Linked DNA regions of Homo sapiens: region 1 is linked to region 2. A link is a contact called in ENCODE Hi-C or POLR2A ChIA-PET data. All regions are on one chromosome and are shown on one strand. Each heading gives the region's core, a stretch centred on a gene start or an enhancer-like site at or near the end of the contact. The rest is flanking DNA. Distances are from core to core; before and after follow the strand shown.

What was found. Hi-C counts contacts between places; a loop is a spot of excess contacts on that map. ChIA-PET counts read pairs that join two places held with the same protein, here RNA polymerase II (POLR2A). Pooled maps may share reads with other maps.
Region 1: a map of endothelial cell of hepatic sinusoid shows a loop between it and region 2 (3-fold over the local background). The contact joins two enhancer-like sites. A Hi-C loop is called at or near these places in 4 of 168 maps with a recorded cell type or tissue (Right ventricle myocardium inferior, endothelial cell of hepatic sinusoid, heart left ventricle and 1 more) and 5 of 50 pooled maps. POLR2A ChIA-PET finds 5 or more read pairs at or near these places in 8 of 52 experiments (A673, AG04449, HepG2 and 4 more).

What each region holds. Positions count from the first base shown.
Region 1 is chr22:46,191,842-46,196,460 of GRCh38, reverse strand. All of the region lies in intron 3 of PPARA (peroxisome proliferator activated receptor alpha), which reads right to left. Among named protein-coding and RNA genes, the nearest start is that of PPARA, 44 kb to the right of the region's middle. RefSeq lists an enhancer at 75-575. Within about 2 kb of position 2,425, at least 3 of the 41 ENCODE cell types and tissues checked have a DNase peak (open chromatin) inside an H3K27ac peak, as active enhancers do.
Region 2 is chr22:46,236,102-46,240,714 of GRCh38, reverse strand. It overlaps PPARA (peroxisome proliferator activated receptor alpha), which reads right to left. Exons shown (of 9, transcript NM_005036.6): 9 at 1-4,613. Among named protein-coding and RNA genes, the nearest start is that of CDPF1, 12 kb to the left of the region's middle. Within about 2 kb of position 2,039, at least 5 of the 41 ENCODE cell types and tissues checked have a DNase peak (open chromatin) inside an H3K27ac peak, as active enhancers do.

The DNA.
Region 1 (4,619 bases), core at 1,176-3,675, 45 kb after region 2:
AGTGTGGCTCAGGCTGCGGGGCGCAGGGCCAAGCCGGTGGCATGTGTGCTGGGTGTGACATCCACTTTGGTGTGCTCTCCCTGTAGCCATGAAGGCAGCTCATGTAGGGGGTCCTCGACCATGATTGTATGGTCAAGAATACTTTGTGGAGTCCAAACAAATCTAACTGGGTGAGTCCCAGACAATGGTAGGCTATTTCAACTAGCAAAGCGAACGGCATTTCCATAGGGGTATAAGTGACAAAGCAGCGGTTCTTCCTGGGTTAGTCTGTATCATGCTCTCGCTGAAACATCCTAAACCACTTCCTGAGACCTCCAGATTGAAGCCCAGTCTCCTGAACACACTGTTCCCAGCCCTTCCACATTTGTCCCTACCCGACTGTGCACTTGTCACTGTTCTTCTACCTCCTGGAAACGCAGCAGCGCTGAGAATTGCTTTCAGGATTCCACGTCTGCACCTTTGCCCAGGTGCCACCTGCCTGAACCGCCCTGCCCACCGCTGCCTTCTAGAGGCTCTGCCTCGGGTCCACCTCCCTGAACCCAGCTGAGTCATCAATCACCCAACGAGGCTGACTAGGTGACCTTTAGCTTCCAGAACTGTCTTCCTTTCTGAAAATGGTCACATGGTGCCCACGGCGCACACCACGGAGAGGCTCGGGGGTATGTGCTGCTACCAGCCACTGTCAGGGCAGCCGTCATCACATGGTGATTACGGAACGCCAGACTCTCCAGATAGAGTAAAGAATACCGTCCCAAAGCAAATATTCACCCATTAAATGCATTTGCGTAAAAATATGTTCACATTTGAGGTTTGCTTCATGTAAACAACAGCTTTTAGTGCGGTGAGGAAGGGATGTTTTGGCTTCTTCTACCAATGAAAAATAGATACATTTCATCCATTTTTGTGAAATTCACATATTATGTTTGGAATTCTGGCAATAAATCATCAAAGTTCACAGGGAAATCATCAAATAGCACACAGGGAAAAATAAGAGAACTGTTAACCTTTCATAGGGTTTAGAAGACTTTCTTTCTCTGTAACCTACTAGCATAAGTCAGGCTGGGACTCTGTACAGATTTTCTGTAGTATTTTATTCTGCATTCTGTCTGAAGGGAGATTTTTTTTCAAATGACAAGAAACATAATGGGGTAAGCATTACTTAAAATATTTTTCACTATGAACAAAAAGTTCAAAAGTTGCAGTCACTAACTAACTGTATTAACCATGAGGTTCATCCCAATAGAAAGCAAGTAGCTGGGGCCGGGCATGGTGGCTCACACCTGTAATCCCAGCACTTTGGGAGGCTGAGGCGGGCAGATCACTTAAGGTCAGGAGTTCGAAACCAGCCTGGCCAACAGGGTGAAACCCCGTCTCTACTAAAAATACAAAAATTAGCCGGGCGTGGTGGTAGGCGCCTGTAATCCCAGCTACTCAGGAGACTGAGGCAAGAGAATCGCTTGAACCCAGGAGGTGGAGGTTGCAGTGAGCTGAGATCATGCAATTGCACTCCAGCCTGGGGGACAAGAGCAAGACTTTGTCTCAAAAAAAGAAAAAAAAAAAAAAAAAAGAAAGAAAACAGGTAGCTGGGGCCAGGCGTGGTGGCTCGCACCTGTAATCCCAGCACTTTGGGAGGCTGAGGTGGGCTGATCACTTAAGGTCAGGAGTTCAAAACCAGCCTGGCCAACATGGTGAAACCCCGTCTCTACTAAAAATACAAACAAATTAGCTGGGCTTGGTGGCAGGTGCCTGTAATCCCAGCTACTCGGGAGGCTGAGGCAGGAGAATCGCTTGAACCTGGGAGGTAGAAGTTGCAATGAGCTGAGATTGCACCACTGCCCTCCAGTCTGGGTGACAAAGCGAGACTCTGTCACAAAAAAAAAAAAAAAAAAAAAGGAAAAAGCAAGTAGATGGGCAGAGACTGTGTGATGGATGGGCTGTGGCCACCTCCCTTTTTCGCCCATCGTGTTCTCAGCACTGGGGTGGAAAATGCATGTGGCCTATGCCTTTTATCCCTGCTAATATTCTCTCTTCTGGCCAGGAGCATCGACCAATAAAACAATGTTAGTTTGCTTGTCGTTATATTCAGGGAGTTTCAAAGTTTTACAATTTCATCATTTTTAGTTGCTTTTAAACAATACCAGGATTAATTTACAGAAACATTGGTCTTGCTATGAATGAAGAGCTAACCAAGATACAATCTCTATATAGAGTGAGGCAATACTGTCTTGAACTCTGGCCAGAGGGACTGGCTGTATACGGATCATTGAACAAATTGGCCCTTCCTTGCTCCCAACAAGAGCAGATAAGGAACAGTTGCCTTTGGATGCATCCCCCAGATAGACAGCAGAGGCCAAACGGGCACCTGCCCCACCCTGCACGCCCTCCCAGCATGCTCTGGTGCTGGGGCTCCCCCCACATCACTGGCGCTTCTGATCAGGAGCAGAATATCCCGGGGAAGTCCCCACCCCTTCCTATTACCCACATGACATGCCGCTGTCCAGCTAATCGAGAAGAGTGAACCAGGCTGGCCAGTTCCCGTGTCCTATGCCCCAAATGCTCTGGGGGGGATCAAGGCATAACCAACCATCCCTTTTCTCAACAACTGCAACCTCTGGTCCAGGAGGCAAGACAATGCAAACAGCACTGAATTAGATCTTCAGTTTCATAGCACAGACAGAGTCTCACAAAAGCTGAGAGGTGAGGGACAGGTGGATAGGGTGTTGGGAAAAGGTAGGGCTTCTGTTCCAGTCCCAGCAATGATGGGAGGTTCTGCATGATCCTCTCATTCCTTCCTTACCTGAGACCTTTTACATTTCTAAATTCATAATTTTCTTTCCCTTACAATTTATTTTTTTATTTTAAAAATTATTTAAAATATTTGTGGTATATACTCAGTGTATATATTTATGGGGTACATGAGATGCTTTGACATAGGCATGTAATGTGAACTAAACACGTCATGGGGAATGGGGTAGCTGTGCCCTCAAGCATTGATCCTTTCAGTTACAACAATCCAATTATACTCTTTAAGTTATTTAAAAATATACCATTAAGTTATTATTGACTATAGTCGCCCTATTATGCTATCAAACAGTGGCCAGGTGCGGTGGCTCACGCCTGTAATCTGAGCATTTGGGAGGCCAAGGCGAGTGGATCACTTGAGGTCAGGAGTTTGAGACCAGCCTGTTCAACCTGGTGAAACCCGGTCCCTACTAAAAATACAAACATTAGCCAGGTGTGGTGGCGCGTGCCCATAATCCCAGCTATTTGGGAGGCTGAGGCAGGAGGATCGCTTGAACCCAGGAGGTGGAGGTTGCAGTGAGCCGAGATCATGCCACTGCACTCCAGCCTGGGTGACAGAGTGAGACTCTGTCTCAAAACAACAACAACAACAAAACAACAAAAAACCTAGTGGGTCTTATTCATTCTTTCTAGTTTTTTGTACCTGTTAACCATCTTCACTGCCCCCAACCCCTCACCACCCTTCCCAGCCTCTGGTAACCATCCTTCTAATCTCTCTGAGTTCAAGTGATTTGATTTTTAGAGCCCACAAATAAGTGAGAACATGTGAAGTTTGTCTTTCTGTGCCTGGATTATTTCACTTAACATAATGATCTCCAGTTCCACCCATGTTGTTGTAAATGACAGGATCTCATTCTTTTTTATGGCTGAATAGTACTCCATTGTGTATATATATCACATTTCCTTTATCTATTTGTCTGGTGATGGACACTTAGGTTGCTTCCAAATCTTAGCTATTGTAAACAGTGTTGCAACAAACAAGAGTGCAGGTATCTTTTTGACATTTCCCTTCCAATTTAAATGTTAGAGCTGCATCTTGTATATCATAAGCTCAAACTACTGAGATTCAGTTTTTAGGTCTTACTAACTAAACATTTATCAATCAAAATATTCCTTTGAGAACGATGAAACAGAGTATATGAAAATTGTAGAACACTTAAAAACAGACAAATACAAGAGGAAGTAGACATCAAATTATATCACTGTTTTATGTTACCCGAGCACAGGGCAGGTGCAAACACTGGAAGGATTCCAACGGTAATTCATAACTAACACGAGGGTATTTTCTGCATCACCTGCTCTTAGATGCGTGACTGTTTGGAAGATTAGGCTAAAATGAGTTATAAATGGGAGAAGAAGCTCTTCCTTCATGAAACCCATTCACCTATAGATTCCTGCAGCATCTTGGGCCCAATTCTGGTGTAGCCCTGATTATCTGTGCTGTTGAAACTTTTTACGTGTCTGTCTCTCCTACTAGACTGTATGCTTTGTGAGGCTAGGGAACATATTCACCTAATCTTTGCATCCATACTTCTAGCACAATCCCTGCTGTGTAGCAGGTGTTCAATGTCTATTTCTTTCTTTCTCTTTTTTTTGAGATGGAGTCTCACTCTGTCACCAGGCTGGAGTACAGTGGCGTGATCTCGGCTCACCGCAACTTCCGTTTCACGGGTTCAAGTGATTCTCCTGCCTCAGCCTCCTGAGTAGCTGGGACTACGGGCGTGCGCCACCACGCCCGGCTACTTTTGTATTTTTAGTAGAGACAAGGTTTCACCATGTTGGCCAGGATGGTCTTGATCTCTTGACCTCGTGATCTG
Region 2 (4,613 bases), core at 790-3,289:
TGCCAATGCCGTAAAAATGGGAAGTGTTGAGACAAACCTCCTGTGGACGAGAGGTTCCCGTGGACATTTTTAACAATCATGAGCCTTCAGGTGGTGGCATCAGTCTTCATGGGTGACTTCTATGGACAGCATAATTTTCTTGCCTCTCCTGAATCTATACTACTTTTCTGAATGTGAAAGAAGGTCTAAAAAGTAATCCCTCGGGATCCCTGCATCAGGCCAACCATGCTAACTGCAGAGGGTGAGGCTGGCAGTCCAGGAGATGGGAGCTGAGGACAAGGCTGCAGGCCCCTGGGTCACCTATCCTTGCACTCACCAGGTGCAAGAGTCTAGAAACAACAGGGAGGCTGCAGGAGGTGGAGAAAGTGCACCGTGCCTGGGGACCAGCGGCTAGCAACACCCAGCAGGCCCTACATCTGGAGGCTGGTGTTTTCATTTTAAAATGGAGGCTGATTTGCTGTTACCCCCTCAAACAGCTGAGGAGACCACAGGAACCTGCTTTGAAAGCTGCCCAGAGCCATGGCATCCATAGGTGGTGAGCTGTGGGCATGTTCTCCTGGTGGCATCTGCATTTTGAAAGGCCACACTGTTGAAGAGGTACCAGCTGTTGAAGGTGGCCAGCTTTCCCCAGGCCCCAGGAAGCCCCCCACCAAAGGCCAGGCTGTCGGTCAAGCCAGTCTTAGCTGGGTGCATTGGGCTTGCTGTGTTGAAGCAATGAATCTATTTTAAAACTGGAGTTCAGTGAGACATTTCAAAGACAGGTGTGGCCACTGGATCAGGACCAAAAAACCCTCCATCATGTATGCGGCTGGTAAGTAGCAGATGTGCGCAGAGATACAGTGGTTTGAAAATGGGAGTTTGAGGTGGGAAGTGCTTGGAACCAAACACAGAGAGGCCCAGGTGCAAGTTCAGAGGAGACAGACCTTAGGAAGTCGCGGTTTCATCAGGGCTTGCTTTGGTGCATCTGTTTCCATCCGCATCTGGTAGGGTCTCTCTGAGGAAGTGGCTTCCTCGTGGCCAGCAGGAAGAGGTGAAGAGGAGAGGGGGTGCTGGGGGCGGTGCGGGGAGGGGGGTTTGTCACTGCAGGCCGGGACCATCGGCCGCTTCTCCTAAGCCCAAGACGTGCCCAATGTCAGTTTCACCAAATTGGGGTAGCACCTTTTGCACGTATCTTCAAGGCTCCCTTTACACAACCGAAGTTCCTTCCAGACGTCATACGAGATGCTGCTCCCCTGTGTGTGGGCAGGCTCAGGTGTGTGCACTCAAGGAGTCTCCATCCCACCTGCCCTAACTACAGAGGCCACAGGCTGTGCGCCTCAGCTCTAGCATGGCCTTTTGCAGGGCCTGCTGAGGTATTTGTTACATGGTCCATTGCGGGGAAGTGGTGGCTAAGTTGTTGACTTCTCACGGTATAGCAAATCTCTCATTTGTACCTTGAGCTCTTGCTCGGCTCTGGGAGGCTGCCCTGTCCCTGGAACCTCCAGACAACGCTCCAGGAAGGCTGTTTCCCTGGGGGTCTAAAATGGCCCAGTGTAAGAAACGTATCAGCGCAGCAGAAGGGTGCCTTGTCTGCTCTCTAAATGCGAAACAAAACAAAACACAGCTCTTTAAAACAGGGACAGCTCTCCTGGGCATCCTTGAATGCTGAGTTCTGGGTTTCTGCCCCACTTCACGTCCATTATGTTCGTATAGCAAACACACCCGTTAGGAAGATGCTTTATACTCTTCTCATCGGAGCTGGAGGAAGGGTCAAGCGGAAACAGGCAAGCGAGGTGGGAAGAAAGGCACCAGCAGCCGTCAGCCCGTGCTCCCAGTCCCGCTCCTGCCGCTGTAACTGGAAGCATCTTGTTTTGACAATTCATCCAAACGGCCTTAGGCCCTGCACAGTTCTCCGGTCTCTGGAAGTGTGGTGGGGACGGAATCCAACATGTGGGACACCCAGCTGGAAGTGCCAGGAGGTGGGAGAGGAGGGATGCGCCGCCAGGCTCCCCTGGACAATGGAGAGGCCTGCGTCTGCTCCCGAGCCACAGCCAGCTGGCACACAAGAGGCACGTCTGGGAGGAGTCCCTCGCCGTGCCTTCACCCTGGTCAGCACGGTAGACCAAGGCTGTTAGGTCTCTGAGGACTTTGGCACTTTTTGCTATTAAAAGTTGAGAAAATGAAAAACCGTGTTTAAACAATGACTTGTTGAAGAGTGGGTAAATTTGGCGACTTCCTACATTCGCTGCCAGAGGGAGCGGGTGCCACACATGTGCTCCGACACTCCTGGAATCTGTCCTGACATCTCTTTTGTTCTTTTGGCTGATGTCTGTTGAAACCCAGCAAGCAAGAAATGCACTCTGTTAATAGTTCCCATTTGAACTGGGGCATAATCAGCCTATATTTGAGTATTGATGCCCTGAGAAATCTATGATTAGGTGACCCAAAATATTCCAGCATTGAGTGGCAATTAGTGGTTTTGTTATTTAAAGAAATAGGAATGCCTGATTTCCTTCCCTATCAACACAAGAGACCAATGTCGAGTGACTTTCAGCCTGAGGTCACGGGTGTCTCCATTCTGGCTTCACCAGAGATGTCCCTGGAAGTCTTGCTGGGCCTTAAGGAAACCAAAATGCTCACCATCGCTGCTGAGTGTCCCGGGAGCTAACATCGAACTTGCCAGTCAGCTCACTGTTACTGCTGAAAGCCTGAGACGGGGAGCTATTTTAAACAGGTTTTATGAAAATGTAAACAGAACAATGACTTCTCTGAAAACCATGAGGCTCACTTTCCTGGACCACATCTCCTTGAATGGCACAGGGTACATCAGAGCGAGCAGCTGCAGGGTCGCTGGGGACAACACAGGCTTGGCATTGGGCTCCAGCCCCTGGATCTTGTTGACACAGGGGCTTCTCATTTTAGGAAATAATACTGAAACGGATGCACCATGACAGACACTCAAAGGCTAGCTTCTTTCTGAATTAGGATGGCCACTTGGCTGGTGGCATATATGGAAACACTTTTATTTGCTTTTGGTTCCTAAGACACTTGGGCAGACTGCCCGCCGCTGCTGCTGCCATTGCTGGCCAACAGCCCCTTTGATTGCATCTTTTTTTTTTTTTTTTGCCGGGGTGGGAGAGGGTGGAATCTAACTCTGTCACCCAGGCTGGAATGCAGTGGTGAGATCACAGCTCACTGCAGCCTCGACCTCCTGGGTTCAAGCAATCCTCCCACCTCAGCCTGCAGAGTAGCTGGGACTACTGATGTGTGCCACCCCGATGAACTAATTTTTAAATTTTGTGTACAGACAGGGTCTTGCTATGTTGCCTAGGCTGGTCTCGAACTCCTGGGCTCAAGTGATCCTCCCACCTCGGCCTCCCAAAGTGCTGGGATTCCATGTGTGAGCCACTGTGCCTAGCCTGATTACAAAAACCAAAACGGACTAAATTTGTAATTTTTAAAAAAGGATGTCCTAACCCTAACTTTCACTTTTTTCTAGTGGAAGTCTCACACTGTGTCCTTCCCACTCTCGCATTTTCATAATGCTGGTCATGGGACCCTTATCAATCCTAATCATTCTTAAAATAATAATGACCTCAGAAGAGCCAAATTTTCTAAAGATGGGGGAGAGGCATCGACGATACCTCCAGGTGCCCAGCGACTCCCTGGAGGCGGTGGTCCTGGCAGTTCCAGTCCAGATCTAAAAATTCTCAACAGGACAATTTATCTACCAGGTGGACAGAGAGAGAAAGTGTTTCCAGGTCCATATATTCTTGACAAACTACCATAATCAACGCTGCCTTCCCAGCTGGACTGAGGTTGGTAAGTTGGTTTTGAAGGCTAAAACAAAAATTTTAGATGTTGAAAAAACTACCTTACATACAAAGGAGACTTAACAACCTAAACCATTGTAAAAAATAACCAACTCTTGTGAAATCTGCCATTTGAAGTAAAACTGCCATTTGAAGAAGACTCTACCCCCTCTCTCGATCCGCAGGGTGACTGGCTCCCACCCAGCCCAGGCTATGAAGACACATGTGCCTCGTCTGCGCTCCAGAGAGCATCTACTGTCACCAAGAGTTAAAACAATAAAACATCATATCTTTAAAAGCAACATAACAAAAGATACGGGAGCTGCCAAATGGGGCCCGGAGGAACACTGACAAGTAAGGTGTCAGTCTGTCCCTAAGAACACCACCATTCCCACAGACAGCTGGACTGGGTGGGTTCAGGTTGACTGGACGGAGCTGAGTGGAGCAGGAAGCTGGCGGGCTTCGGGAGCTTGTCTCGTCCCGCTTACCACGGGTGCTAGCTTATGACAGTCCAGAGCGGGGGTCTTGAGACTCTGTTTTCTGGGCTCTTCTACGCAAACCTGGAAATGGGCCTTTCCACATATTAGTTACAACCACGAAAACAGTGAGCCAAAAACAAAACAACAGCTGCATTTTGATAGCTTATCTAACAGATTTTTTTTTTGTTTGTTTGTTTTTAAGACAGAGTCTCGTTCTGTCACCAGGCTGGAGTGCAGTGGTGCAGTCTTAGCTCACTGCAACCTCCAACTCCCTGGTTCAAGCAATTCTCCTGCCTCAGCTTCCCGAGTAGCTGGGATTACAGGCATGTGCCACCACACCCGG